Linked DNA regions of Mus musculus: regions 1, 2, 3, 5, 6 and 7 are each linked to region 4. The links are chromatin loops, found by intact Hi-C in ENCODE. Cell type or tissue: heart. All regions are shown on one strand.

What was found. Peaks named below come from ENCODE experiments on the same cell type or tissue, not always from the same donor. Only the 100,000 strongest peaks of a DNase experiment are listed, where the experiment ranks them.
Region 1: a loop joins it to region 4, with 3 times the contacts of the local background. A loop is called at or near these places in 3 of 42 quality-filtered maps.
Region 2: it touches region 4 in a loop (2.1-fold over the local background); 4 of 42 quality-filtered maps call a loop at or near these places.
Region 3: a loop joins it to region 4, with 3 times the contacts of the local background. A loop is called at or near these places in 4 of 42 quality-filtered maps.
Region 5: it touches region 4 in a loop (3-fold over the local background); 11 of 42 quality-filtered maps call a loop at or near these places.
Region 6: it touches region 4 in a loop (3-fold over the local background); 4 of 42 quality-filtered maps call a loop at or near these places.
Region 7: a loop joins it to region 4, with 2.8 times the contacts of the local background. A loop is called at or near these places in 2 of 42 quality-filtered maps.

Annotation. Positions count from the first base shown.
Region 1 is chr6:97,880,508-97,884,507 of GRCm38, reverse strand. All of the region lies in intron 1 of Mitf (melanogenesis associated transcription factor), which reads right to left. Among named protein-coding and RNA genes, the nearest start is that of Mitf, 75 kb to the right of the region's middle. In heart, a CTCF peak has its summit at 2,338 (motif pointing left); DNase peaks (open chromatin) are centred at 2,367 and 3,927; H3K4me3 peaks cover 571 bases; H3K27ac peaks cover 3,567 bases.
Region 2 is chr6:97,916,156-97,920,155 of GRCm38, reverse strand. The region is part of intron 1 of Mitf (melanogenesis associated transcription factor); the gene reads right to left. Among named protein-coding and RNA genes, the nearest start is that of Mitf, 110 kb to the right of the region's middle. In heart, no CTCF peak of the experiment used is centred here; DNase peaks (open chromatin) are centred at 1,955 and 3,585; H3K4me3 peaks cover 1,217 bases; H3K27ac peaks cover 3,989 bases.
Region 3 is chr6:97,927,977-97,931,976 of GRCm38, reverse strand. The region is part of intron 1 of Mitf (melanogenesis associated transcription factor); the gene reads right to left. Among named protein-coding and RNA genes, the nearest start is that of Mitf, 120 kb to the right of the region's middle. In heart, no CTCF peak of the experiment used is centred here; a DNase peak (open chromatin) is centred at 2,256; H3K4me3 peaks cover 2,790 bases; H3K27ac peaks cover 3,891 bases.
Region 4 is chr6:98,001,187-98,005,186 of GRCm38, reverse strand. Mitf (melanogenesis associated transcription factor) reads right to left here. Exons shown (of 10, transcript NM_001113198.1): 6 at 1,183-1,300. Among named protein-coding and RNA genes, the nearest start is that of Mitf, 200 kb to the right of the region's middle. In heart, a CTCF peak has its summit at 1,793 (motif pointing right); no DNase peak of the experiment used is centred here.
Region 5 is chr6:97,855,839-97,859,838 of GRCm38, reverse strand. All of the region lies in intron 1 of Mitf (melanogenesis associated transcription factor), which reads right to left. Among named protein-coding and RNA genes, the nearest start is that of Mitf, 51 kb to the right of the region's middle. In heart, CTCF peaks have their summits at 1,898 and 3,308; DNase peaks (open chromatin) are centred at 1,968 and 3,908; H3K27ac peaks cover 1,091 bases.
Region 6 is chr6:97,248,782-97,252,781 of GRCm38, reverse strand. It overlaps Lmod3 (leiomodin 3 (fetal)), which reads left to right and starts at 25. Exons shown (of 3, transcript NM_001081157.2): 1 at 25-504. The coding sequence starts at 211. In heart, CTCF peaks have their summits at 1,616 (motif pointing left) and 3,772 (motif pointing right); a DNase peak (open chromatin) is centred at 1,601; H3K4me3 peaks cover 1,657 bases; H3K27ac peaks cover 1,505 bases.
Region 7 is chr6:97,804,686-97,808,685 of GRCm38, reverse strand. Mitf (melanogenesis associated transcription factor) reads right to left here and starts at 1,628. Exons shown (of 10, transcript NM_001113198.1): 1 at 1,399-1,628. The coding sequence starts at 1,502. In heart, a CTCF peak has its summit at 1,625; DNase peaks (open chromatin) are centred at 1,205 and 1,715; H3K4me3 peaks cover 1,916 bases; H3K27ac peaks cover 1,334 bases.

The DNA of each region.
Region 1 (4,000 bases), 120 kb after region 4:
AATTTCAGATAACTGGGGAAAATGCTAAATATAAAAGCCATTCTTATTTCAGAGTTATTCCAAGCCAGATACAGGTGATACTTTGATAAATGAACTATTATATGTACATTCAGAATACAATAGAAAACTATTTTGTTTTATATATATATATATATATATATATATAAAACAATATATATATCATAAATATTTAATATAAATATACTATGTTCTATATAAAATATGTTATATAGCTATAAGTATGATATATAATATATATTTACATATACATATATACATTTATATACATACACATACAATTATATATGTGTACAAATATAATCAAGCTTATACATGTATACATATATATAATTAAGTTTATATCTGTATTTAAATGTATAATCAAGTATGCAGATTATATATACACATATATATTAAAAATTTAAAAATACAACATACTCTTTCTTTCATGGACTTTTCCCCTTTTCTAAATGGAGAATTCAGGATCCTTCTATTAACCTATATGGCTATACATCCCCAGCCCAGTCTAGGCCTACTTTGATCCTACTGGAAGAAACAACTAAACTGAAGGGTTTGGAACAACAGATGACAACGTATGCAAGCTATGGGCCAGATAGGGAAGTCACTTGAATTGAGGTTTAGGGTTCTACTCGCTCATGGTTTCCCATACATCTTACCAATTAGATTTTACATTTCAGCAACCTCATTAGTGTTTCGGGCTTTATGACTCAGGCTTGAGGGGGAGGGGCCAGTGACCCACAAAACAAAGGCTTCAATGTCTCTAGAGCTGAGAAAACTCCAGCTCTGTCAGGGCAAATGCTATTTATATCCCATTTAGTGGCATGCTCTGGAATGCACTTCTACACAGAGCCTCCAAACCAGTTTTGAATTCTGGGTTTCAACAATGAGAAAGAAGCAAAACAGTGGGAAGTTGAGGGGTGGAGGAGGGGGCATCTTGTTCTTAATATATCACCAAGTCCAGTGTCATGTGATTGATAAATGGAGTTAAATGGCTCCCAGCATTGACTTGCCTTCAACAAGACAGTACCCTGATACAGTGAGTTTGGAGTTCAAATTAGTAGAAAATAAAGGGTAGGAAAATACCCTAGGATGAAAGAGAAAAAATTGTGGTAAAGCCCATTTGATTTTATTTCAGAGCACACAATGGACACACACACCATACATACAGAAGGACAGATAGAAGCATTTTTATTGACTGCGAATATACATGTTCTATAGTCACATTCTATTATGCGTATGCTTTCTCCTAATACAGAAGAGCAGGGTTCTACAGGAGTTAATCTTGGCACGATGCTGCCCGAAACAGAAGGTGCCACGCAGCTCGGCAACCTAGCAAACCTTGTACAGTGATGGATTACACAGCCTCCACAAGGCTTGCCCATTACCCCCCGCTCCATTCATGGATCCCAACCAAATTAATTTTCTCTTGTGCCAGTTCTATCACATCCCCCAGGTTCACAAAGAAGATTTACCAGGACATCAGAATCCAGAAGGGACTGAACATTTTCGTCCTGGAAGAAACTTAAAATAGAGCTTAAAAATAAAACAATGAGAATGAAATTTTAGCTCTGCAGAGCTCATGGTTTCTAGAAATTGCTTTTCTGACTGAAAAAAAAAAGTTTCATTCTTGCTGTCATTATTGCATATGCGCTATGGGTTACTGAGAAACTAGCTTGGCAATCCAAAGGATCTAATTCCATACTTGATGATGGATTTCAAAATCAACTCTCAAAATCAAAGTATAGTTCGGAATAATGTCACATTCCTAGTATGGATGCCCCCACAGGCACTCTGCTCAGCAAAAACAGAAGGGAAACGAACAGGTATGTATACACTTCCCAGCAGGTACGTTAAAAAGCAAAAACAAAATGTGGGTAAAAATCATTGTTATTAATATATTTAACCCAACATGCCCCAAATACTACTTGTATAATCAAGGCACATTTTACATATAGATAGATAGATAGATAGATAGCTATAGTGTGTGTGTGAAGTTGTCAAAAGAATGAAAATATGACAAATTAACAAGATACTTCACATTTTAAAAATATAAACCTAAGAAATCTGCTGTAGATTTTACTCTTATAAATATAATTATGGCTAGCTATATTTCAAGGACTCAGTAGCCACCTGCTACCATAGCAGACAATGTAAGCCTTAAGATTTCTCTCTTCCAACACAAACAGTTCTGGTTGCAAGGGCATGGCTATTGTCAAGAGAAGCAGCTATTTTGGGTATTGCCTTACTCCTTAGACAAGCTCACACTCTGGCTTCTCTCTGACCAGCCACACTGCGGCTCCATCTGGTGTAATGGAACAGGCCTGGCCCCAAAGAACTACCAGTTTCTCCGGCAGACATGCAATCACAGCAGGAAGTTTGTCCTGGCTTAAGCAGTTCCAAATGGTGACCTTCTGAACCTGGTTCTTCGCAGCTGCTACATCTGGACAGTAGCAGGGCTTAAATTAGTGTGTCTTTGATATAGCATCTTTGCAAAGAGGAGAAAGCAAGGCTGAGCCTTGTTCAGGATAGGCCTTTGAGGAAGCTTAAAGGAAGCACAGCTAATATTGAGGAGGCTCTGTCCTTTCAAGGCAAATTTTAAAGTTGCTTTAACCATCTGACCTTTAACTCAGTAAGTACAGTTGCCTTTCCTGAGTATTACAGTGATGATATCCATAAACGTATTTCATTTTTCTCAAAAGCAAACCTTACTGAAATTGTAACCTACTAATCAGAATCGAGAAGGGGAAACCGATTGCTGCTTTTCACTTTAAAAAGTCAATCTTTGAACTTCTTCATAAGCACATAAACTTGCAATCATATTTTGTATTTGTGTGTATTGTTTTATGTGTATATGTGCTCTGCGTTTATGGACATGTGCACACGTACAGGTAGATGTGGAGGCCAGAGGGCAACACTGGGGCGACGTCGTCCTTTTCACAGTCTACCTGGTTCTTTGAGACAAGGCATCTCACTAAACCAGGAACACACTAACTCAGCTAGGCTGGCTGACCAGAAAGTCCCAGGAATCTTTCTGTATCCACCTTGCCAGCAAGGAGATTATAGCCACCCAGCCTAGCTTTTCAGTGGGTACTGGATATCCAAACTCAGGCCCTCATGTCCACTTAACAAGCACTTACTCATCTTCCCAGCCCACGGCTGCCATGTTTCAAATAGTTTAGCAAATTAAATAACTATTGATATGGAGTATAGTGTCACTTCCCTTAACAGCAAACACTTTCTCTTAATTATATATGTATTTATCTAGTGCTGAAGAGGAAACCCAGGATTTCATACACTCTTAGGCAAGCACTCTACCACTGAGCTATACCTATTCCCCTTCCTTAATTTAAATATAGATCTTTGACCCCCTAAAACCAATTATAAAGTAGTTATTAACATATCCACATAATTTTTACTTAAATTTAGTGTGTTCCAAATGGAATACAGAAATCCAACTCAAAACCCAGACTGTGTTCACTTGGCACATAGAAATTCTATGCCTACTTTGTGTTTTAGGGAAGCAATGTAGAGATAATCATGGTTTCTCTCTAGTGTAACAATAAAAAGATCTGGAAAGCTTCACAGAGATCCCCTGAAATCTTAAGCTAGATAGCAAGCAGGTGGGCTTTCTAGGGCTGGGGAAAGAACACCTATTAGAGGTAGAACAGCTAACCAAAGAAGGAGGTCCTCTCAGAGTTCTCAGAGGGGTGAGAGATGTTCAGCTTACAACCTGCCACAGAAGAGAGACCTCATCAAAGCTGAAATAGTCAGGAAGACTCCAAAAATGAGAAAAGTACGGCAGGGCTCAGCTTGTAAGCATAAGGACCCAAGAGTTCCGTCCCTAGAAGCCTGGTGTGGTGACACATACTGTAATCCCTCTACTAGGAAGCAGACATGCAGCTGCCTGGGCTTGCAGCCCAGACAGCCTGTCCTCCTTGACAAGCTCCAGACCACTGAGAGATCTTGTCTCAAAAAAAAA
Region 2 (4,000 bases), 85 kb after region 4:
ATTTAAATAATAATAGCAAAATCATGAATAAGAGGTAGAAAAATAAAAATATTCTTATCAAAACTCATAGGCTCAACAAATACTTTAGCACCCGCTACAGCTTAGGTTCTAGTTGATATGCCTGGTATATGTCAGAATTATGCCATGGACATTAGAGTCTTAACAGCAATGTTTAGTGCTAATATTAATCATTTATTGATTTAAACAGATAGCTTGGGAATTGCACAGTCTATAATTGTTACTAGCTACAATGATATTGTTATTAACCCAGAGTTCAGCTTCCTAATATTGGGTCTGGTCATCATTTCTTGTAGTGTTGTTAGGAAATGGGGAAAACGGGGGGAGAGGGTGGCTAAGTGAGATTATATCTCTGGTTCATCTTAAAGATAAGCAGGAGAAGAGTCAGAGATGTGGAGAATTCCTCAGCATACTGCCACACTGTACCTCGCATTTGCAGATCGCACCTCACGAGGATTTAATCTCTTTACTTAAAAGGAAGCGAGGAACAGGACGTAGGAGACTTTCCAAAACTGAACACATGAATGGAGCACAGAGCTGGGCTGTGCCGCTCCACAACCCACAGTCCTCTGTTTCACGTTTACAAAAGCCACTCAAGGATCAAAAGAGTGAAGCAGTTCTAAAATTAGACCTGGGGCTGGACTCCCTTCATTCCTGACCCTAACCGAGGCCCCACTGGATTTCTGCATTCCGTGAAGGCATGGACCATATCTGTTCTGTTTACCACTCCACCCATGAACTACAGTTCCACACCAGGGAGACACTCAGCACCCACTGGGCAGTGCGTTCAATGATTAATTCATTAACATGGTGCATTCACTGTCACCTGTGGCGAGGATCTGACTTTGTAAAACCACACACAAGAGTTAGGCAGACCTTCCTGAATATTCATAGCGAACAAGAGTTAAAATAATGGCAGTTACTAGACAGAAACTAAGAAGAAACACTGCCCTTAAATCGCCTGCTTTAAAGGGGCCTGGGAAAACGTGAAATTGCAATGATTTTTTTTTTATATATATAAAGCAAAGCTGAATTGCTCGGCAGGTGAAGGAGCTTTCTTCCCTCAAGCACCAAAATTCAGTCCTGGGACCCACGTGGTACAAAAAAGACAATGGATTCCTGCAAGTTGCCTCCTGACCCCCACATGCATGCTGTGCCACAAAGACACACAGAAATAAATAAGTAAGGTTTTACATGTATATGAAAAAAGTCCCTGTACCTAGGACACAGTTTACACACGTTAATGGGGAAAAGTGGGAGAAAATCAATGATTTGAGATGGGTTCTCAGATAAGCATGGTCTTCGGAAAGTTGGAGCTTAACAGAGTCTCTCTGCAAAGACAGTCATGAGTGAGGGCTCCTAAGAGCGCGGTTCAACATGATCTCGAATCCGGACACACTGACTCCACAGTAAGTAGCCTTGGAGTCACAGGCTGAAAGACGCCTTTCAGAATTCTTTCATCTCAGGACATCTCCGATGCTAATGTGTTACAGCCTTTCAACACTTGCCCATTGTTAGGCAGAAAGCTCAGGCCTCTGGGTGTCCCAGACCACATACCTTATCTGAACATTTTCTTCAATTTCATTATATTTGCTTTACAAGGACTTGTGCTTGTGTCTAAACACTATATAACACTCCCTCAAATTATGTTCAGTATTTGAAGCACTACATTGTTTCTAGAAGCAAAAGCAAGGAACTTAGCAGGGGAATAGTTGGAGTCTGAGAAGCAATCAGAGAGAAGAATGTGCCAGAATCCTTCAGGGGAAACAAGATTAAACACAGCCCAGAAATAGTGACCTCCTGCACAGTAGTGGGACGCCAACAGCTATGAAGAATTTCAGTGTGATAAAACAGAGCCATACAGGGCTCTGACACGGTCGCAGGCAAGCTTAGCCCTAATCTCTCTTTCACTCACTGTGGAAAATGAGTGTGACTTGCAGATAGGATTCCATGCTGGAAGTGTAGGGTCCTGCCAAGGAGGACTGAGAACTTCACAATGGAAGTGACAGGCAGTGGTGCTGACAGAGCCTGCAAACAGGGCCTCTGCCCTGAGGAGAAGACCCCAAGCCTGTAGAACAGAACGTCAGGTGAGGCTAGAGGACATGCTTTAGTCTTTGAGGATCCCTCTGCTGACACTGCCTATGTTTCCTTATGAGACACACATTTAGTTAATGGCTGGGTTTGGGTTTGGTGGGAATCCTTCTAACTTCATGATGAATTATCACAAGGTATTCTCTGAAACAAATTCCCTGCTAGTGATACACTACATGGAGCTAACTTTGCAATACTTTGGGGTTCATGGACAGGCTTCCTGTTAACTGAGGGTGTAAGGGGTGTGGGGAATTCACACACAAAGTTTAAAAGAGCTGGGTAATATTAAATATATTTTTAATTTACATGGTTTATCTTATTTTGCTGGTAGAACTGTCTTACCAAGGCATGCCCAGCCTTCAACACTGAAATATAATATTGTTATGTACAAATTCTGTGCTCAAGAACCACACAATCAAGTTTTAAAAAATCCACTGAATACTTTAATGTAATTTATGATTGGGAGTTTGAAAGATATCTTAGCAATTAAGAGCATATTCGCCCTTGCAGAGAACTCATTTGGTTCCTAGAATTCCCACACACCATTTTCCATGCAGAGAAGATCACAGCTTCCTCAAATTCCAGTTCCTGGTATTCCAAAGGCCTCTTCTGGGTGCCCCGTACTTATGTGCACACGCCCACACATATACATATGCACATAATTTGAAAATTAAAATCTTTACAATAAGTTCTGGGGTCGGACTACATCCATAGCAATCTTTGCCTACACACAGCCTGTGAACCATGGACATACCACAGTGCTTTCTGGAACACGATCCAAATGGATAGCAAAGAATCAGTGCTATAAGATGTATATATACTTCACAGGCACAGAGATGGCTCTGTAGCTAAGAGCACTGGCTCCTGTTCCAGAGGACCTACATTTGATTCTCAGCAACTGCATGAGATTTACAATGGTCTGTATGTCCAGACTCAAGAACCCAATTCCCTCTTCTGGCCTCTTCAGGCGCCGGGCAATACACAATGCTATACAGGTATATGTGTGGGTAAAACCCCATACACATAAAAGTAAATGTTTTAAATGTGCATTTCAAATATGAACATCATATAGCTCATCATTTTTTAACTTTACTACCATGTATTTATTATTGCCTACTAAGCTGACCAGTCTAAAAAGTATACAATTTGTTTTCTCTAAATTACTTGCTTTTTATGACTACTAATAAGTGTGTAGTCTCACCAGAACCAGAAAGTGAACACAGATGGAAGGCATTCAGAAAAAGGGAAGCCTGTGATCCATGAAAACACAGCAACAGACACTTGTAACAGAGCAGGGCTGATCACCAGGACAGGAAAAAAGGCGCCGCCAAAGACAACAGGAAATATCCTCACTCACAGTCACCCACCTGGGGTCGGGATGAAGCAGAGAAATAAGCCCAAGATTGCCTGTGTAGGTACAGAAGGTACAGACGCTGGGGACAAAGGCCTTGGAACAGTTTTCTATTTTTGTTTTTCAAATGGAGAGGGAATGCTATTGGACCAACGAATGGAGGAGGCCAGAGACGCTGCCAGCTGAGCTGCAATGCAGACACCAGTCTCCCAGAAAACACATGGGAAAACATGTCTGGGCTGAGGTGGCTCAGCAGCCAAAGTACTTGCCACACCAGAGCGAAATCCAGGATCTGCTCCATGCCAGCCCATATGGATATCAAGAGGCAAGGTTCTGGAGCCTCTGAAGCAAGTTCTCTAGACTAGCTGCCCAGGTGAGCCCTGAGTTCGCTGAGAAGCTGCCTAAATGAACAAGGCACAGAGGGATCAGGAAGACTCCCCAGGATCAGGCCAAGGCTTGCATATGTGTGCATGCACACATGCACTCATACATATACATACCATCTGTGCCTATATAACGTGAGCACTCATGCACCCAATG
Region 3 (4,000 bases), 73 kb after region 4:
TGCATTGCAGGATAGGCACGTGAGTGCCATGACATGAGAATCAGGGTCAGAGACCAACTATGGGTATCAGCGCTTACTTCCCATCTTGCTCCTAACAGGGTTTCTTGTTCTCTATTGGACAGGCGAGGCTAGCTGACCCATAAGCTCCACTTCCCATGTCACCATAGCAACTCTGAGATTACAGATTCATGCCACCAAGTCTGGCTTTACATGGATGGGAGAGTCCTGAACACAGCTCCTTACCCATATGCTGCAAGGGCTTTACCCACTGAGCCCAACACTCCAGCCCAACACTGTACTTTAATCCCAGAGAAACACATTTGCTGAACATCTCAACTCCCCCCCCCGCCCCCACCCACATAGTGAAAGCTCTTGGATTATTTTCAAGACAGACAAGCGTCTAGAATGTTCCTTTCTGCTTTGGTGTTCACTGGCTTTCCTGGAAGGAAATACACAATTAATTCCCAGGCAGGGGAAATAGTTAATGGCAAACAGCTCAGTGCACAAGTTTTGTCAAAGACATTTGCTAGAAGATTCATTCAGAAAGTTTGGAGGGATACATATTCCTGTGACAAATATTATAGTTACCTAGGAAAATATTTAAACTTAAGGATTAATTTGGGGACACATTCGAGTCTGTCCTAATGCTGCACCTTCAAGGCACATTTGATTGGGTGTCATCCCTCAACTTGCTTAAAAAGAACTAAAAACATGTGCAGGTTGTAGGTACATTCCGGCAGGACATGACTCACAACGAGCAGGCACTGTCTTCCCAACTATTATCTGATTTATAAGGCAGAGATTTATTTTTAAAAATTTCAGCATAATGGTATTTCAAATGCATAATTATATGTACTTTGTTCATAAAATGCTCGATCATTTTAGAAAGATGAATAATTAGCTGTTTTAATGACACGTGGGATGAGAATGTACAAGGTATCTATAAAAGCAAACTTCAGCAGAAATAGAAACCATTTTCAAAATTACCCTTTACAGGACCTCTTAAAGACCCATCAGCTGCAAATGACGGACTGTTAGCCCACACTTCAATTTATGGGAATTTCATTTTTAAGAATCAAATTCTAAGAATAGTTCTGCTACACCTAGTATTTTTCCATTCTTCTTGCTGTCTTCAAGCACACCTTCACCAGCTATGGAACAAATAGCTTCTCGGACTTAATCAGAACCCCTCTCCTGACCCAGGAACACTCAGTAAATAATTATTAAGCTCCAGAAGTGGCTTTTGCATAAGTTAATCTGCTTGAGAGCCGGTTCACTTGGAGACCCAGCTTCCAGTATTGTTTCCTAATCTGAGGGAGTAATAGTGAAAGTGGAAAGCAGGTGCCAGAGGAGAAGGGGTCTTATCTACTTAGTCGGTTTCCATTTGGTACTCCTGTAAAACTGCTACTTCATCTTGTTCAGTATTTCTATGACAAGGAGACTATGCTGATGTCTGAATGTTTTGCTCTTGCCTTCAAGGAAAAAAATTAATCTACAAAAATACAAATCAGAACATTTTACAATATTCCATAGTCAGGGAATTAGCCCCCACATACAAACAAACACACACACACACACTCACACACACACACACACACACACACACACACACACACACACACAGAGGGGGAGGGTTACAATGTGTGCAGCAGGGTAGTTTGGGGAAACGTGCCACAGAGCATGCATGTTCCTAAAGAAAATGCCTTTTTATTCATAACAAAACCGTGATCTATTTCATAACTGCATCAAGCTCTGCTCTGCCCTAACCCATCTTTCAAACTCAGGATTTTTTTTTCCTGTCATTATTAATGACCAAAACTCCATTTTACATGAGAAGGCTCCCGTTTTGATCCCTCCTCCCCAAATGAGCTCTTGCCCCTTATCACACCCAGGCACAAGAGGTTAGAGCTGCAGCTGATTGAAAGCCACAGTTTAAAGTACCAGGCAGTATTTCTAATTCGCAAGCCTTCCTTCCTCGATCAGAGAATGATCTGCTTCTGTTAAGTGGTCCCAGAACTATCTCCAGAATAAAGCTTCACTTACAGACACAAGCTTTCAAAGGAGCAGGGGATGAGCATCTCAAATCTAAGCGCCTCCATCTTTCTTCCTTTAAGGTGTTCTGCAAGCCCTTGGCGAAGAGTGAAAGTCAAAGTTACTTCTGGCACCGGCTGTGTCACTAGGGGTGGCTCCTGATAAGGCCCTGGAAACTCCAATCCAAACACAGCTCCACGATAGAATGGAGCCTGGTGTCTGTCTGCAATAGCAGACCTGCTTAATCCAGTACCTATGGCACCTGAGGGGCACAGCACTCCTCGATCTGCACAGGGGGGACACTCCGAGAGCTGGGCCAGGCCAGTAATGTACACAGCAGCCAGGCAAGCTCTGGCAATGCTGACTGTGCCTTCCCCAGCTTGGGCACCAGTTCAGGCTTGCAGGGGGACGCATGCTTGCAGGGGACATATGTCATCAGAGAACTTGAAAGGAGAAGGAAGTCACATCGTGGTGGATTTTTAACACTTAACACACTCATAGAAGTAGGCAAGAAAGGCTATAAAGGAGAGTCACTGCCATTTTAGCTAGAATGTATCAAACAGCCTAGCACGAATCTCTGTCTAGTTTGAAACCATACACACAGTTTTGGTTGCTGGACACAGAGCACATTCTACAACTAATAGGCTATTGATGCACATGGCTTTTTTTCACCCTTCTACCTACCCCAGAGTAGAGGGAGGGCAGTGCTGACCTCAGCCTGGTAAAGGGAACACACAAGCTGCTTCTACTGGTGACAGTCTCCTTCAGGACACACAAATCTTTAGACCAAACGCCTGTGTATTTTAGACTGCCATCTGATCAATTCTGAGTACATCAGTATACAAGAAGGAAAAAAAAAAAGAGTAATACGTGTTCTCAAAGAGAAAACACTTTAAAATGCAGACATGACAACATCAATATTATCAAATATTTATGCTACAGGCTCAACACACCAGAGCTGCCTGACAGAGTTCTGAAAAGAGCCAGGTTCTCCCTGTAACAATTCAAAGGTCACAACAAAGACATCTGACACTGACTAGCTGTGTCCCCCGGGCAAGTGACTTTGCCTTTCTGTGTCTCAGAGATTATCTCCAAACTAATTGAATAGAAAAGCTTGCTGTTTCTATACATCACAATTCTACAATGTAATAAAATTATATTCTGTAAATGAGCCTCCAATAATAGAAAATAGTCAGCCAGGGAGTTTAGCCAAAGAAACTGTATGCTCCATGTTCATTTTTTTTTTTAATTTTTGTCTACTCTCCTGCTTGATAAATACTTACTGAATAGCTACACCAGTTTAATTACTGTATAAATTCTTAAGATGTTATAGCCCAGTGGGAAACACATATTAAAGAATCCTATCAGTCCATGATTACTTATATGGAAGTTACTACAAGGAGATGAAAACAGTTACATGAGGTCAGCTGGGGTTTTCCCTAGGCAAGAATCTCTGGGCTGAGGCTGGAGCTGGGGAGTGGGATGTAGAAGAGTCTTCCATTTAGTTGTGATAATACATGTAAAAGTCTGAAGGGGGAGAGTTAGCAGGAAAAGTTGCTGAACGTAGAACGAGGGGCAATCGTTGATATGTATGAAACCCAAGAGGTGTCCAGACCAGACCATGCCAGAGCTGTCAAGCCAGTGAGAGGTGTCACTGATTTAGTCCCTGGATAAGAATGAAATCACCAAAAAGTTGTCAATGGAGGACTGATGAGCTCACGGTGGGATTTTATATTTGGTTGCTATGTAGAGAACCAATGAGAAGACAGCCAATATAAGCTACTACAGTAGTCCCAGTGTAGGAGGTTATAGTAGCCCAATGAAGTTAAGAAAGATAATGCCAAATTAGGGAAAAGCCAAGAAAGGTGCATACATATTTTGGTAAAGCTAGTGGACAGTAATTAGAAAGACAGAAAAAATTAAATTGTACCACACCCCTGGTGAATAGTTGTATTCATACATAAGTTAC
Region 4 (4,000 bases):
ATGTATATACCCATCTCACACTACATTGAAATAGTCAAAGAGAGGCTGTACACTGAATATAAATTAATAAGTGTAATTAAGATGACACCGTTTAATGATATTACAGCCTTCTTGGTCTACGTAAAGCCACACTGTGAAGCTCATACCACAGCAAAATCATCAGGTGAACTATTTCCCAGGATGTAACCTGTAATCATGAAACTCCTAACTGCATATGCACGTGTGTGTGTGTGTGTGTGTGTGTGTGTGTGTGTGCAGACAGAATTAAAATTAGAATCTCCCAAATTCAGATGGTCAATCCAAGCCACTTTCTCGCTTGCTTTCTCATATAGAAGGGTAAGAAGGTCTTACTGTCCACTGCTTCTTAATGGTTTTTAAGTTTTTGCTTATTAGTAAATTACCTTTTGAGCCCCAATTAACACTTTTCTGGAAAAAAACCCTGTTTTTCCTATGTTAAAATGTTCTGAAATAGTTTTTGTTGTAATGCTTTTGGACAGAACAGTCTTTGCAACAATCCGTACCCCATCTACTCAACCCCACCCCCAAGTTTTGCAAGAGGCAAGAACTAAATAATAAAAAGGGATTTGGGGCAAGGACCATAAAATTCACCATGGTAGAATGCCGGTTCTAATACAGTTTCTGTCATGTTTTATTGGTCAAATGCCTTCCCTAAAGCATCAAACAAAGTGGCAAAATAGGTAATTTCACACTTGCCTCAAGAGCAAACATTCTGATGGCTCCATTTTATGATTTATTTCTCCTTCTATAATAAATCTCATGCACACAATACAGGAGAAAGAGGAGAAGGCATCGAAAGATGTAAGAAATACATTCTTACTCGATCCCAAGTGTGGACTCAGATGGAAAATTCAAAGCAGGATCCCCTAAGTCAAGACTCCAGGGGCTCAGCAAGCAAGATACACAGCGGGTAGGGGAGAGGCACTTTACAGGGGCGTGTACTGCCTATAACCCTCAACCCAAAGGGCTCCCAGCAACCCTGGAAACTGGCAACTTAACGTCTTAATACTGTATATTAAATTACTGCACAGAGGCTCAGGAAGCGAACACACTGGAAGAACACCCACTAGCTGCACAGGAAACGTTGCTGTTCCGTTGGTAACGCTCCCCAGTGGGGAAGAGAACAGAGTATCATAGTAAGAAGCATTTGTGCTAGGTACGTACCTGTGAGCTCCCTTTTTATGTTGGGAAGGTTGGCTGGACAGGAGTTGCTGATGGTAAGGCCTGGCGGTGGCAGGCCCTGGTTGCTGTAGAGGTCGATCAAGTTTCCAGAGACGGGTAACTAGACACAGACAAGAACAGCAATGGGTGTTGACTGACTGCAGAGGTTTTTTTGTTTTTGTTTTTGTTTTTTTTCAATAAAACTCATACTCTATTTCAGGCTTTATGGAAACAACACTCTTTGCTATAAAGAACTGTGTTTTTAAAACAGGAAAGTCTGAGGACTCACACAGAATTATATGATCTGTTTATATAGGGAGTAAGAAGGGTGCCCGCACTGACTTCTGTCTGGTGGGCACATTCCAAACATGTTGGCAAGGTGTCACCTGCTGCCAAAAGTGGCAAATGTCCCCTGGGCGCCAGGTATTCCTGTGAAATAGGAGTCCATGCGTGGCTTCCATCAGAGGACGTTTCTCTTCCTCCATCTTTCACCTCTCCCTACTTTTTTTCCCTTGCTTTCATTCATAAAGAAAAGCAATGAGCAAATACTTCCCTTTTGTAAAGCGGTGTCCTTATGGCAAAAGAAAAGCTGGCTTCCTTGAGATTGAAATTATCCAAAGAGCCACAAGAGGGAGCTCAAAGACTTTAATAAAAATATTTACAGCACTTAAAGCAGGATTAAAGAAATGCTCAACTTAGCCTTAACTACTCAGAGTGGTGCTGTCTCCTCCGGTTCTCCTGGGCTGTTTTAAAGCAGCAACCTCATTTTCATTTTTTCTTGACAATGATGTCCCAGTCGGACATGGATTTTCTCAAAGCTAGCTAGAGAGGACAGCCACAAGTTCCTCTTCTTATGCCTTGGAAATCTTCCTAGACAATCAATAGCTATGCATCACTCCTTCCATCCTGGACCCTCAGCATTGCCAGACAATTTCAAATAATGATTCCTTGATACCTGCATCACACCACGTTGCAGATTAGCCTTTCCTTTACCTGATCATAGCTCTCTATTATGTATTAGACAAGTAATTTCAGAAAGCATCAAAGAGGAATTAAACCATGGAGGGACCCAGAGGTACACAGCAAGGTGGTACTCCACATACAGGATAAGCTAGTTTTACTTGAAAACCTTGGGACAAGAAGGACTTAGGGTTTTTTTTTTTTTTTTACTTCTTTATAATTTTGTGATGTTTATACACATATTTATCTTGGGAATAATACCTAGATGTAAACATGAAATTTATTTATGTTTTATTTACATCTTATACATACATACATATGGCCAAAAGATAACTTTGTATTTAATTTTTTTAGTTCACCAGCATTTGGACTGTAACCTAGTTCATGCAATTGGTTATCAAACTCTACTTAAAGCATCAGGTTGACACTAAAAATGTTTTTGATTTGGAGGTTAACAAAATGGCAGAGTGGGTAAGACATTTGCCAAGGCTGACAACCTGAGTTCAATTCCTGGGGTCCCTGTATTGACTTCCAAATTGACATTTGACTTCCATACGTATGCTGTTGCACACATGCACCTAAACACAAACACATAGACACACAGATACAAATACACACACATACATTCATGCACACACTATGTAGATAGGGAGATAAGAAGGTAAATGAGAGACAGACAGACAGACAGACAGACAGACAGACAGACAGATAAGGGCTGTAGAACTTTTTGGTTATTTTAAGTTTTAGATCCAAGAGACGGAAAACAGTTCAGTGGATAAACTGCTTGCTGTTCATGCATAATGATATGAGTTTGGATTCCCAACTCACATAAAATCTGGGTACATATCTTTTATACCTCAGGGCTGAAGTGGTTGTTGGACAGGGAATCCCTGAAGCTTACCAGCAGCCAGCCAGTGTAGCCTAATTGGCAAGGTCTCAAAAATAATAGGTGGGAGACTTCTGATGCTGGTCTCTGGCCTCTGTATATGCATGAGCTAAAGCCCTGGATGAAGAGATGGGGCTGGGAGGTGTTGTACATAGTGGAAGCTGCTCTCAGATGTGTATATTAGTAAGACGGTGGTGACAGGCAGGCAGGGCAGGCAGGGCGGGCAGGTGGGTAGGTCTTGGAGAAATGAGCACTTGTAGAATCTTCATAAGCATAATACTCACACCCACACCCTGCCACACGCCAGTGAATATGCACTGCGCTAACTTAAAATGTCCTTGGGCCACATTTCAATGCCTTCCAGCAAAGGCTCTGATAACTGGTGCCTGATTATTAGCAGTCATTGCTCTGAGAGGTTCTATTGAGAAACAGGTCACCTCAGGGGTCAACCTTGCTCTCTGTGTGTTTGGTTTTGTTCTTGTTCAACTTAAGGGGCCACGAGAGGCATTAGCATGTTTGCATAGAGCACTGTAAAAGGCCAAAAAGATGAAAGTTACAAAGCTATTAGGAACTGAAGTCTAAACACATTTCCCAGGTCCAAATCTGAGCATTAATAAACCAAAAATGCAAATTAAAACTTGGAAACAGTGAGCTACAAGATTAATCCAGTAGCTCTAGAAATATTAACTGTGTGTGTCTTATGTCCTCATATGTGAACTGGATATAAACATGCACTTCTGTTACGATGTTCATGTTTTAAGAGACAAATGAGAGACGCGCACGTGCAGGTACAACTCACTCAAAACTGGGCATAGTGGCACATATCTGTCATCCAGCCATTAAGAAGCTAAGGCAGGAGGATCAGGAGTTCAAGGCCAGCAGGGGACTACATGAGATCCTATCTCAAAAATCCCAAAGCAAAATCAAAGCAAATCTCTAGGTCATCACAGACTATACTTTGAAGAGAGAGAAGGG
Region 5 (4,000 bases), 150 kb after region 4:
TCACTTGTAAAAAAACGAAGAAACCTAAAGGATGCTATACTGCATCCTTGTTCCTTCTCACAGGAACAAGAACATATGGAGAGGCCAGATACCCCCAGGGGTCCTCTTAGGTGGGGCTACTTCAGTAGAGGCCAAAAGCTGTGGAGAGTGAAGTAACTAGAGGAGGGAGCAGAGGTGATGGCCACCTGATGTCACTGAATCCTACATGTCATCATTGTGTCAACAATGCCCTAGTAGGACAGTGTCGATGGCCTAAATCCCCATTTGGATATAAGCATTGTGGGTAAAATGATGAAATTCCTGTGCTATTTCTGTGGCTAACTAAATAGGTGTTGCCTCAACTACAACCAGAAAATACTCAAAAGTTCCTGATAATGATATGGAGAGCTTTATAAACAAAAACACTGTACCTAAACACAAAATATGAACTAAATATTTTTAGTGTCAAGTGTTCAGAGGAGCTAACTGAAGCTCTGAATACAATATTGAGATTTATTTCCAGTACAGCCATGTGTTTTTTTAATGATAGGAAACTGTTCTGAGAAATACGTTGCAAGAAATACTGTGCTCAGAATACAGTTGCCACATGCACTAGAATTCAGATGGTTCCAAGTGTCACCAAGTGACAGTCTTATGGGATCACTGTCATGTATGTGGCCCATTACTGACCAAAGCATCCTTGTGCACCATGTGGCTGTGCTATGTAGTATGAGGCTCGCGTGTATAGATGGATGTATAAGAAAAGTAACTTCTGCCATGTATTGGTTTTTCTTATAAAGTACACTTGATACACATCACAGCAGATGATGCTCCTTCTCAACCAGGATCATCTCCAACCCTGAAGAGTATGTTGGCATATCTAGAGAGATACTGTGGACCACCCCACTGGGTGGGGGTTAGATACACACTGGACAGGGATATTCTGAGGTATACTCTGACACACAGGACAGCCATGATCAGTAAACAAGCACCTGAGGCAAAGGATGAAAGTTTTGAGATCAAGAAATGGCACGGGATAGCCCAGATGGACCAAATTCAAGGATTGCAGAAGGTCCATTAGCAACTTAGAAATGTTAAAGACTTGAATGAGCTTGGAGATGGGAACAAAACTAGAACAAAAGCAAAATATGCACATAGAAAGTACTTCAATACTCTTTTAAATGGAGTTAAAATATGCAGTGCTATTGATTTCACTAGCTGGAAAAGTGGAACCATCTGAGTCTATCAATGGCAGCTTACATGAATAAACTGTAATCAAATCATGCTGTGAAACATTCTGCAGCCAGTAAAAATGGTGACTTAAAAAATAATTAAAATGTAATTACATCACATCTTCCCGAGCCTTGGCTAAATATATATATATTGATATTGATATATAGATATCAATAATATATATATATACATACACACACATACATATACACACATACTAATGTATAAGCATAGATATAACTACAATCTACTGAATCGAATCCATTTGGTGTTGCTTGTTTGCATATCACCTCATGGCTGACCACTTTGTATTGTATTCCTGTATTTAAAGCTGAGGGGACATCATGGAAGAAAGGGTGAAAAATTTGTAAGAGCCAAAGAGCTGGGAAGTCTATGGTGAGACAGCTCCAAAATACAGAGCATCACTGTTACAGCCTGAGCACACATCCCTAAAAGCCAAGTTGCGTGAGCTTCTCGCAGGCTGTGGTGTTCACATGGGGAGGCACTGCTGGTACAAAGCAAACTATCAAGGCCGATTTCTTTAAAAGAACAGGATCTCAGAAGAGAAGGAAAGAAGATAACCCTAGAAAGTAAACTTGGGCTTAGGAAGGGGAGAGAGGTCACAGGAAGAGGGGAAGGCAGCATATGAAAGTGTGCAGGAAAGCATTGTGTTGTTCCTGTTTTCACCAGCCAGTGCTGCTGTTGGTCAAGTTAGTGCAGGAAAGCAGGGAAATGAAACCAGGAACAGCCTCCAAACATCTGGCCAGTGGCTGGCGGTCAGGTCCCGCCACAGAACAGCATGGCTGGGCAGGCCTGCTTTGGCCTTGCTGCCTTTCTTTCATCTTCTTCCACTGCTCATTTGACAGTTCTGCACTGGAGGTTGGTGGGATCGAGGGTAGCCATACCAACACAGAGACACTGCCTGCTCTGAATTAAAAATCTACTCTGGACCGCACAGACCTGTCTCCCCTTGAAGATCGCCTCTCAGCACACAAGATCCTCCTTAGCCAAAGCTCATTTCCAGAACGTTCTCTCTGTTCCCTGATCCCAAGAAATGAAGGCCTCCTCCAGGTCTGCTGACTGTTACTCAAAGCATTAAGCCATGCTTCCCAGGTCCTAAGGCACAAATAAAGCAACACACAGGCATCTCTAACAATGCACACACAGTTATACACACACTTGAACACCGTGATGGGTGTAGCTGTGATTAATACACCGTTGCTATGTTTCCTACATACTCTGGATATAAGAAGCCTACCTTAGGATAATAGAGTAATCAGGTTTACAACATTAAAGATCTGAAAACTTGAGCCAGTTTAAACTTTCAAACAGCCAAGACACACACACACACACACACACACACTCTCTCTCTCTCTCTCTCTCTCTCTCTCTCTCTCTCTCTCTCTCATGTTTGTGTATATCTTAGCATGTGTGGGCTTCTTAGCACATGTGTACAAGTACACATGAGCCCATGCATGTGGAAGCCAAAGGAAAGTGTCAGGTGTTCTGTTCTATCATGGTCTGTCTTATTCCTTTGAGAAAGGGACTCCCTTTGAACATAGAACTACACTGTCAGCCAGCAAGCCATACTAGTCCTCATATATTCAATGCCAGAGCACTGGGTTATATTGTGGGATTTAGGTTATTACAGGGGATTTTTAACTCAGGTCCTCAGGCTAGCAAAGCAAGTGTTCTTAATCACCATGTTACTCTACTGTTGCTGTGATAAAACACCATGACAAAGACAACTTTTGGAATGAAGAGTTTATTTGGAACGAAAAGTTATGGTTCCAGAGGGCTAGAGTCCATAATCAGGCATGTATGGAGAATGGAGCAGGATTCCGAGTGTTCACATCTCAAACGGCAAGCACAAAGCAGAGGGAACGAGCTGGGCGGTAGATCGAGGCTTTCTGCTCTCGTGGCCACTCCCTAGTAACACACTTCCTCCAAAAGGCTACACCGTCATACCTCCCCCAACAGTGCCACCAACTGGGGACTGAGTCTCCAAATGTCCAACCCCTTAATACAATTTCTCATGTTGTAGTGACCCCAAACCATAAAATTATTTTGTTGCTACTTCATAACTGCAATTTTGCTACTGTTCTAAGTCATACTGTAAATATCTGATACAGGACTCCTGTGAAAGGGTCATTCAACCCTCGAAAGGGGTCACACCCCACAGGCTGAGAAGTGCTGCACTAAAAAGCCTCTCCCATCCCCTAGCCAAGACCTTTATAGTTTGTTGCATAACCATTCTCAACTTCCCTTGAAGAGGTCACCCTTGGGTCCCTGGGTTCTTTACTATATAGAATTAGGTTTAGATGGTTTGCACGTGAGAGACTGACAAAACATGAATGTTTTTCTTGCTTACAAAATAGCGATATATTAGCGTACTATTAATCCAGCGCCAGTGGAAGAAACTAGGAAGATATATTTATCTTTCTGAATTACAATCTCAGAGAACCCCACCCACAATGCTGCGAGGAGATGATGAGTGGCTTGGGGAGCCCTTCAGTGGCTCTGGAACCTTCTTTCACACCAGAGTTGAATGACTGCTCTGAAAGCTGGATTTCACCGTCCTCTCCTGGGACTGCAAGGGCAGGTGCCAGTCACAGCCTTTCCCCTTCTTTGCTGCTGACTTGAGACCCACCAAACCCATTCACATCTGAAAGTTAAAGCGTCTACATTTAGAGTATGACTCACAGGACAGAATCTGTTGCCTGCCAGATGGCAAAGGGAACAGGGAGTGTCAGGCTGTGTTCCTATAAAGATCTGTGGTCACAACATA
Region 6 (4,000 bases), 750 kb after region 4:
TAGATCCCACATGAGCTGAGCTATAGTCACTCCCAGCAGCTCAACCAACACCATTGAGTGAGAAAATCTCTCAAGGGTGGGTTGGCCTAAGATATTTGTTAATTAGAAGACACTGAGGTGTTTGCATACTGATTCCTTCTTTAAAATATATCATATTGGATTATTTCTTCTTTTCTGGTGATCTAGAAACAGATAGAAAAAAAGTAAACTATGTCGGGGCACAGCAGGAATTCGGAGCAAGAAGACACCCTTAGTGAGGAGCTCGATGAAGACGAACTCCTAGCCAACTTATCCCCTGAAGAGCTGAAGGAACTGCAGTCAGAGATGGAAGTCATGGCCCCTGACCCCCACCTTCCTGTGGGGATGATCCAAAAGGATCAAACAGACAAGGCACCCACAGGAAACTTCAACCATAAGTCTCTCGTTGATTACATGTATTTGCAAAAGGCGTCTAGACGCATGCTGGAAGATGAACGAGTTCCTGTCAGTTTTGTGCAGTCTGAGGTAACCAGGGATCTGTGTGGGACACAAATGGCTGCCGGGACTGGGCTGGCAGGGTAGTGTTTTGCAATTGTGATTTCTCAAGACTGAATGAAATGTGTGATTCTGTTTTGGATTTTGGCACACCTAAATTAAATTATAATATTAAGTTCTAGCCCAGGCTGTAACTTTCTGAAAAAATAGTATAATTGCAAGGTAGTGGGGAGAAGGTGATAACCTCTTGTCAGTGTTTCTCTTTCAACATTGGCACCAGGGTCTCTGTGTGGAGTTGGTGGTCTGTAGCCATGAATGACATGTAATGGTTTAACACAGAAACAGCTCTTCTGTCTTTTTTTTTTTTTTTTTGGCTTCTCCTTTTGAGAAGCTTGTCCAAATTCTACTCCACATTTCTCCAGACTACTTATGCACATACGATATTTTACATATAATGTCAAAGATTCCCCACTTCTGAAGAAATCTGGCCATACACTAAGCCAAACCCAAGACTGAAAACGTGGGCACACTGTATGTGCATTGGGCATCAGTGATGACACCTGAAAATTGATGTCTAAGAAGGAATCTTCAAGAGAGTCCTCTCTTGAGATACTTATCTAAAAACTAGAGCTGGCATGAGTTTTGTATAAAGCACAGTTAAAATTTAATTACATTTTTTTATTATTAGGTGTGTGTGTGTGTGTGTGTGTGTGTGTGTAAGTGTGTGAGTGTGTGTGTAGGTCAAGCGAGGTGGCAGGTACCTTTACCTGATAAGCCGTCTTGATGGTTCTAAAGGACAAATTTTAATGTTGCACTTAAAAATGATTGAGAAGAAAGAAGACAGATTTCTTATGTATGGTTTCTTTGGGGCCACCTGCTAGACACAGGTGCATGTTGTCACATTGGTGTGATAGAAGACAGTAGTGAGCATTAAGCAGAAACTGAAGTCCAGGAAATAAATTTCAGGCTTGATCAGACCAGAGCTTATCGTGTCCTTTGCAGACCTCTTACAATTGCACTTCTGTGAGTTCGAAGACAATTCCATACAAAGACCAGTTTTAGGAGGACTACAGACAAAAACCAATGCTTTTGTTTCCTCGTGTGCATTAAACAGCTTGATAATTGGCTCCCCCTGCTGGAGCAGATGAGACATGGGGTGTTTTAGGAGGTAGTTTAAGGACAATGTTGTCAACTGTCATGTATCACCAGCGTTGAGTTCTTGCTCAGAACACTGCATGTCAGACTTCTCCACCAGCTTTGGGAATTACAGCCGCAAGATGCACAGACGCACACAAAGTGGAGAAGGATTCAGGAGAAGCTAGTGGACTCTGATCTGAAGCCTGCCTTTTCCCTTCCCAGACACTGCAGAGTTGTAAATCTCACCCTAATCCTGTTCCATTTCAAGGCTGGCTCTTTCCTCAATGCGCTTTGCTTCAGAGACTAGTGAGTAATGAAGGTGGTTTCCCCAGAGCTAGGATTCAAACCAAGGTTTTAAAAACACACTCCAGGTTATCAGAGTAGTCTCCTTCCCCTGCACCATGTCACAGTCTCAGAGCCTCAGGAAATGCAACATCATGCGTGTCTCCGAGAGCAGTGGATACTTTAGGAAGGGTAGAAGGAATATTTTCTTTTTGAGATAAGGGTTTCTCTCTGTAGCCCTGGCTGTCTTGGAACTCACTCTGTAGACAAGTCTGGCCTCAAATTCACAGAGATCCACCTGCCTCTGCCTCCCAGGGCTGGAATGAAAGGCGTGTCCCACCAGAGCTCGGCAGGAAGCTATTTTCTAACAGAGCTCTGTGGAGTAGAAACACTCCCTTTCAAATACACATGGAACAAAGGCTTTGCTACAGGGATCTAAAAATCTGTATCAGTTCCAAATATGTTTTAACAATCATCTTTTAAAATATCGAATCTGTGGGTTGGGGATTTAGCTCAGTGGTAGAGCGCTGCTTGCCTAGCAAGCACAAGGCCCTGGGTTCGGTCCTCAGCTCTTGGAAAAATAAATAAATAAATAAGTAAATAAATAAATAAAATAGCATCTGAAAACAAAATTAACTAACTTTTATTTGAATGTACTTGGTCTTGTGTATCCTCAGGGACTCCATCCTTGAATTCAACGAATTGTGAACTGAAAACACTAAAAAAGGTTTATTTGTTTATTTATTTATTTGCCATGTGGACTGGATATATACAGACACTTTTTTCTTTTTTAAAATAAAACAGTCCCTGTTTGCATCATGTATAGCAGCTATTAGGGTGTCTAGAAACAGGGTAAAATGTCTCATATGGGCAGGCGGGGTGTAGGATAGAAATGTGCATACACATATATATGTATGTACGGGCACAACCCCAAGCGTGTGTCTGCAAAAGTTCCTCCTAACTTGGTTGGTTTTGCTCACCGTGGGATCCTCTGTAGCAGCAACACAAGGCAAATGTAAAACCAAAGGCTGCACAATGCAGGTAGCAGGCACGCGGCAGACGTTCAGTTCCTCCAGGGGTTACCTTCCTGACTCAGAAAAACAAAAACAAGGCTTTGATAATAATTATAGAAGTGTTTTCCTGTACATATATAAATTTGTACGTGTACATATATGGAATAACATTACACATACGGTTTATTAGATTGAGTTAGTTCACTTAAAATGGTTTTCATTAAAGTTTTTGTTTGGTTTGGTTTGGTTTTGAGACAGGGTCTCTCTATGTAGCTCTGGGTAGTAGAGACACATTATTTAGACCATATGCTGGCCCAGAACCCAGAGACTTGCCTGCCTCTGCCTCCGGAAAGGTGAAGTTAAAGGCAGGTGCCACCATGCCTGGCTTTAAGTTTTTACAAAATCTTTTGTGTATGTGTGGTTTTTTTATGTATGTGTGTTTCTGTGTATGAATGTGTGTGTGTGTGTGTATGTGTGTGTGTGTGTGTGTGTGTGTGCATGTGTGTCAGAGAGGGAGGGAGAAGGAGAGGGAGAGGGAGAGGGAAGACCACCTTAGGTGTCAGTCACAGCATTCACCTGTTTGAGTCAGGGTCTCTTAGTCTCTTAATCACCACTGGCTGGCAGGCTTAGCTGGCCCGGAGCCTTCAGAGATTCTTCTGTCTCCATCTCCTGTCTTTCATCTTACTTTATGTGGGTGCTGAAAGTTTGAACTGGGGTCCTCAGATTCTTAGGCTGGTACAGCCAGTACTTTACCCACAGAACCATTTCCCCAGCCCTAAAAATATTTTGAAAGACTATTTTTTTTTAGATTTATTTATTTATTATATGTAAGTACACTGTAGCTGTTCTCAGATACTCCAGAAGAGGGCATCAGATTTCGTTACGGATGGTTGTGAGCCACCATGTGGTTGCTGGGATTTGAACTCGGGACCTTCAGAAGAGCAGTTGGCGCTCTTAACCACTGAGCCATCTCGCCAGCCTTTGAAAGACTTTTTTATGTTTAATTGTGTGTGCATGCACGCATGCATGTGCATTCCTTTGTGAGATTAGCCTTAGTTTATTTGAGTACAGTACCTAAGGAGGCCGGAAGAGGG
Region 7 (4,000 bases), 200 kb after region 4:
ACATTTCCTTCCACTCTGCCACAAGCATGTGCAAAAAGCCTGCCTTAGCCAGGGAGCCAGGGCTTCTGCTCCTCCCAGAGTTTGTTCCCATGACTGGATTCAAGGTCCTGTCCCAGCCCTGAAGGAAAGCAACCTGTCTCCACTTTATAAGACCCAGCCTTTTTGTCTCCCAAACCAAAGATTCCACCCCTCAATTCTGCCTTCCTGGCCCCTGAAAGTGAGTCCCTCTGCCCCTCTACCAGGGGAACCTCACTCATCTAGACCCTAGACAATTGATGCACCAGGTGATGATGTTAGCCTTACTTCATCGCACAACTGAAAGGGTGGAAATAAAGTCACAGATTCCAGTGACTATCCCCCTCTCTGTAAACATGACAAATAAGAAGCACTTCAAGGGTCCAGAGGGACCAAAGAGAGTGATAACCGATTCTGCCAGGCAAGTAGCAATGGAGGGTGGCGTGAGGGATTAGGATACTGCAGAGGTACTGAAGAGTTGGGAGGCACCAGACTAGAGAACATCTTCACTCTAGGCCCAAAGTTCTTGAAGCGCCTGGAGAATTAAATGTGTGTAGGTGCCAAGAGAGCATTCCCAACCACCACAGACCTCTAAGGTAGTTTGTTTGTTTGTTTCTTTCTTTCTTTCTTTCTTTCTTTCTTTCTTTCTTTCTTTCTTTCTCTCTTTCCTTCCTTCCTTCCTTCCTTCCTTCCTTCCTTCCTTCCTTCCTTCTTGCATTTGTAAAGACTTCTATTCCAGACAGCTTGCCCAGCTTGAGAGACACGCCCACCCACAACCTCCTCCCCTCCTTTTATTCACCCCCCCCCCCCACACACACACACACACCTCCTCGGTGCTGTCCTGTGGCAGGTGAAAGGTGAAGCTCAGGTGAACTTCACCTAGAGGCCTCTCTGAGTAGTATCTCCCAGAGGGGCTGGTCTACAAGGGAAGACCTCCAGGCCAGTTCATCGCTGCCCTGGAGCATCAGATCCCCCTCTCCTGAGCCCCTCAGCCTGCTAGGGAGCTTCAGAAAAATTGCTCTTGGTAGCACCAGATCACAGTCCCTGTCCGGTGCTCCTCCTACCCCACCTCGCGCCGGGTACCGCCCCAGCCCCCATCTAGCTCAGCAGCTGGCATCTGCAGCCGAGGGTCCCCACGTCTGGATGAGCCATCCCAAGAGACTCGCGGTGTCCCCAAAATGCCACTGTCAGATACCCTGGGATGCAAGCAAGTCGTCTGTAAGCGGGACCCTAAATGCCAGGGGCCAGGTCGCCCTGTACCCCAAGGCAAGGGCACGGGGTCCTTGTCCTAGAGCTATCCAGACTGACTGTTCTCCTCCCAGGGTAGCAGGCGCGGGGCCCATGGGCCTCCTGCCGCGCCTCCCTCCAGCTGTCACCACTCACCTGCTCTTCAGAGGTTGACTTTTGAGTTCGTAATAGGTTTTGGGTTCTTCGTGAAACTCCTCCCCGACTTCGAAATCCGCCACGATTCCCGATTCGGACTGCATGACTCCCTCTTGCCCGCCTTCCACTGCTTGGGACTTGGACCAGAACCCGGGCACCTGAGAAAGATGGGGGGCCTCGGGTACCCCAAGCCGCGCGCCCCGCGCAGTGCCCCACTCAGCCCGCTAGCCGGCCGCCCGCCCCGGCGCGGTGAGTTTACTCTCACACCAGAGCGGGAGGGGCTGAGCCCGGTGCGCCCTGGGATTTGTGGTTCCGCCTGGGCAGAGCACACCAGCTCTCCAGGATATCAGCTTCCGCAAAAACTACAACTCCCAGAAGGTCAAACCGGGGAGAGACAACGTGGTGTACACGGATAGTGCAAGTCCTGTTTGGATTCCTTGTCAATGTCAGCAGCTCCTCTCCGTGTCTCTCCGGTTTGCTTCAAGGATACAGACCTGGCTGTTTAATATTAATAAGAACAACTCAGCCTGGGCTTCTACTGTCCCTCCTGGTTTAGACATCTGCGAGGACACGCCGAGCGTTCATTTAAAAAATAAAACACTAAGGGGTTTTGAAACTAGAAAGTTTCGGTCAGAGTTAAAACCCATTTTTAAAATAAAAGGACTTTCTATTAGCCCCCGAGCTCTTCTGGACTGCAGCGACACATCATTTTGTCCTCTATTGAAACAGAGTGTTGGAAACTTCACTTTTATAATGAAAGCATTATTGGAGGAGTTGTTCTTGTGCGTTCTTTTTCTGGAACTCAGTATAAGCTCCCACAATACTCTTCATCAGTTGAAAGGCTCCTTTCCTTTTATCCAATTAGTCACCTCTAATCTAAAGCAGCACTTGAAGGATTCAGTTAATTTTAAAAGACATCAAGTTACCAAACAGCTTCACCACCACCACCACCGTCTGCTTTCAATTTCTCAGTTGGCTGGGAGTTCAGATGAGATTGTCCTAACATTGCAAGCCGGTGCAGCTTCAAGGTACTCGGCTAGGTGATGTATTAAATGACCGCACTTTAGCTCATTTGTATGTTCAGACCTGTCTTCTGGTTAGTTCCAGCAGGACTCTTCATGTTGTATAAAACATCAACGAGTGCTTTGAGACATTGGAGTTAAGGGTGGCATTTTAAGATGGCAGAAATTCCTAGTTCTTCTAAGAAATCCTGTGTAATCTTAGACATGTCCATTGGATTCCTAGAAGCCTTAATTTCCTCATCTATGAAAGAAGAGATTAGGAAACCTATTTGAGATGGTGTTGCAAGGTCAAAAGTAAGGAAAGAATTACTTGCAATTTGTATACACTAGGGGCAGGCAAAATGGCTCAGTCGGTAAATTTACTTATTTGCAAACATGACAACCTGCAATTGGTCCTCAGGACACACATGACTGAAGAATGGAACTATTAACTACTGCAATCTGTCTCCTGACAGCTGAATGCAGGTGCAGGTACACATAATACATACATAGAATTTTTTAAAAGCTGCTCAGTGATGATTAATTTTGGCTTTCTTTTGTGTATCTTGGAGGCATTCTTGGCAAGCTTGCATCTCTTCTGTGTATTTTTCACTTTCAGGAGTTGATAAACTAAATGATGATCCTAAAAGGTCTACACTGATGGTTGGGCATCTCCTTGGAGTTACCCACTCCTATATCTTGCCTCACAGTATAGCTTTTTCTTTTTTAATTTTATATCAGAAAGATCATGAATAGGAGTGGTGAGTGAGAACTGGAAAATGTATACATCGTTGAGGTAGCAATAACCAACATTTTGTAGCTGAATATTGTTCTTAAAATACTTCGGGGGTCCTTTCCTATAGCAATAGCATGGCAGGATATCTGAAATCACCCTGAAAAGCTTCAAGATGTTCATGGATATATTAACTGCTAGAAACAATATTCAGAGGTAACAGTATAGAAGAAGGGAAGTAAACCGAGAGAGCAGCATGTGTGTTTAGACTCTGAACTTCATCCAGGTCCTCCATAGTCAGTGCTGGAAAGTGGGAGCAGAAACTGATGGGCTTGGAGCAAGTCCAGAATTTGATGAGGTGTGAACCACAGATGCTAAACACTGTGCCTAACAGCAAGCGTTCTGGCCCAATATCACCCCGACTGAGAAACGCTGAGCCTTTTCATTGTCTGAATCTCTTGACCCATTAGGAGTTGTGTTTGGTTGGTTGGTTGGTTGGTTGGTTGGTTGGTTGGTTTTTTTGTTTTTGTTTTTTTTTTCCTGAACAAAGCTATGTACGTTCTTCTTAGAACACACAAATAGAAAGACACTGTGCCTAAACATGGTCTGTTGGCCCTTGGAAGGCTGGCTGTCAAAGACTTGTACCAGAATTGAGGTTTAGAACAATAATGAGGCCTGGGATGTGATTTAGTTGGTAGAGCCTTTGTCTATGGTGTATGAGGCCCTTGATTCAGTCTTCAACACTGCATAAACTAGTATGGTGGCATAATCAATCCCATAATCACAGCACCTGGGACAGGTAGATTCAGGATGGTTAGAAGTTCAAAGTCATCTTGGTTACATTGGGAGTCTAGGGCCAGCCTAAGCT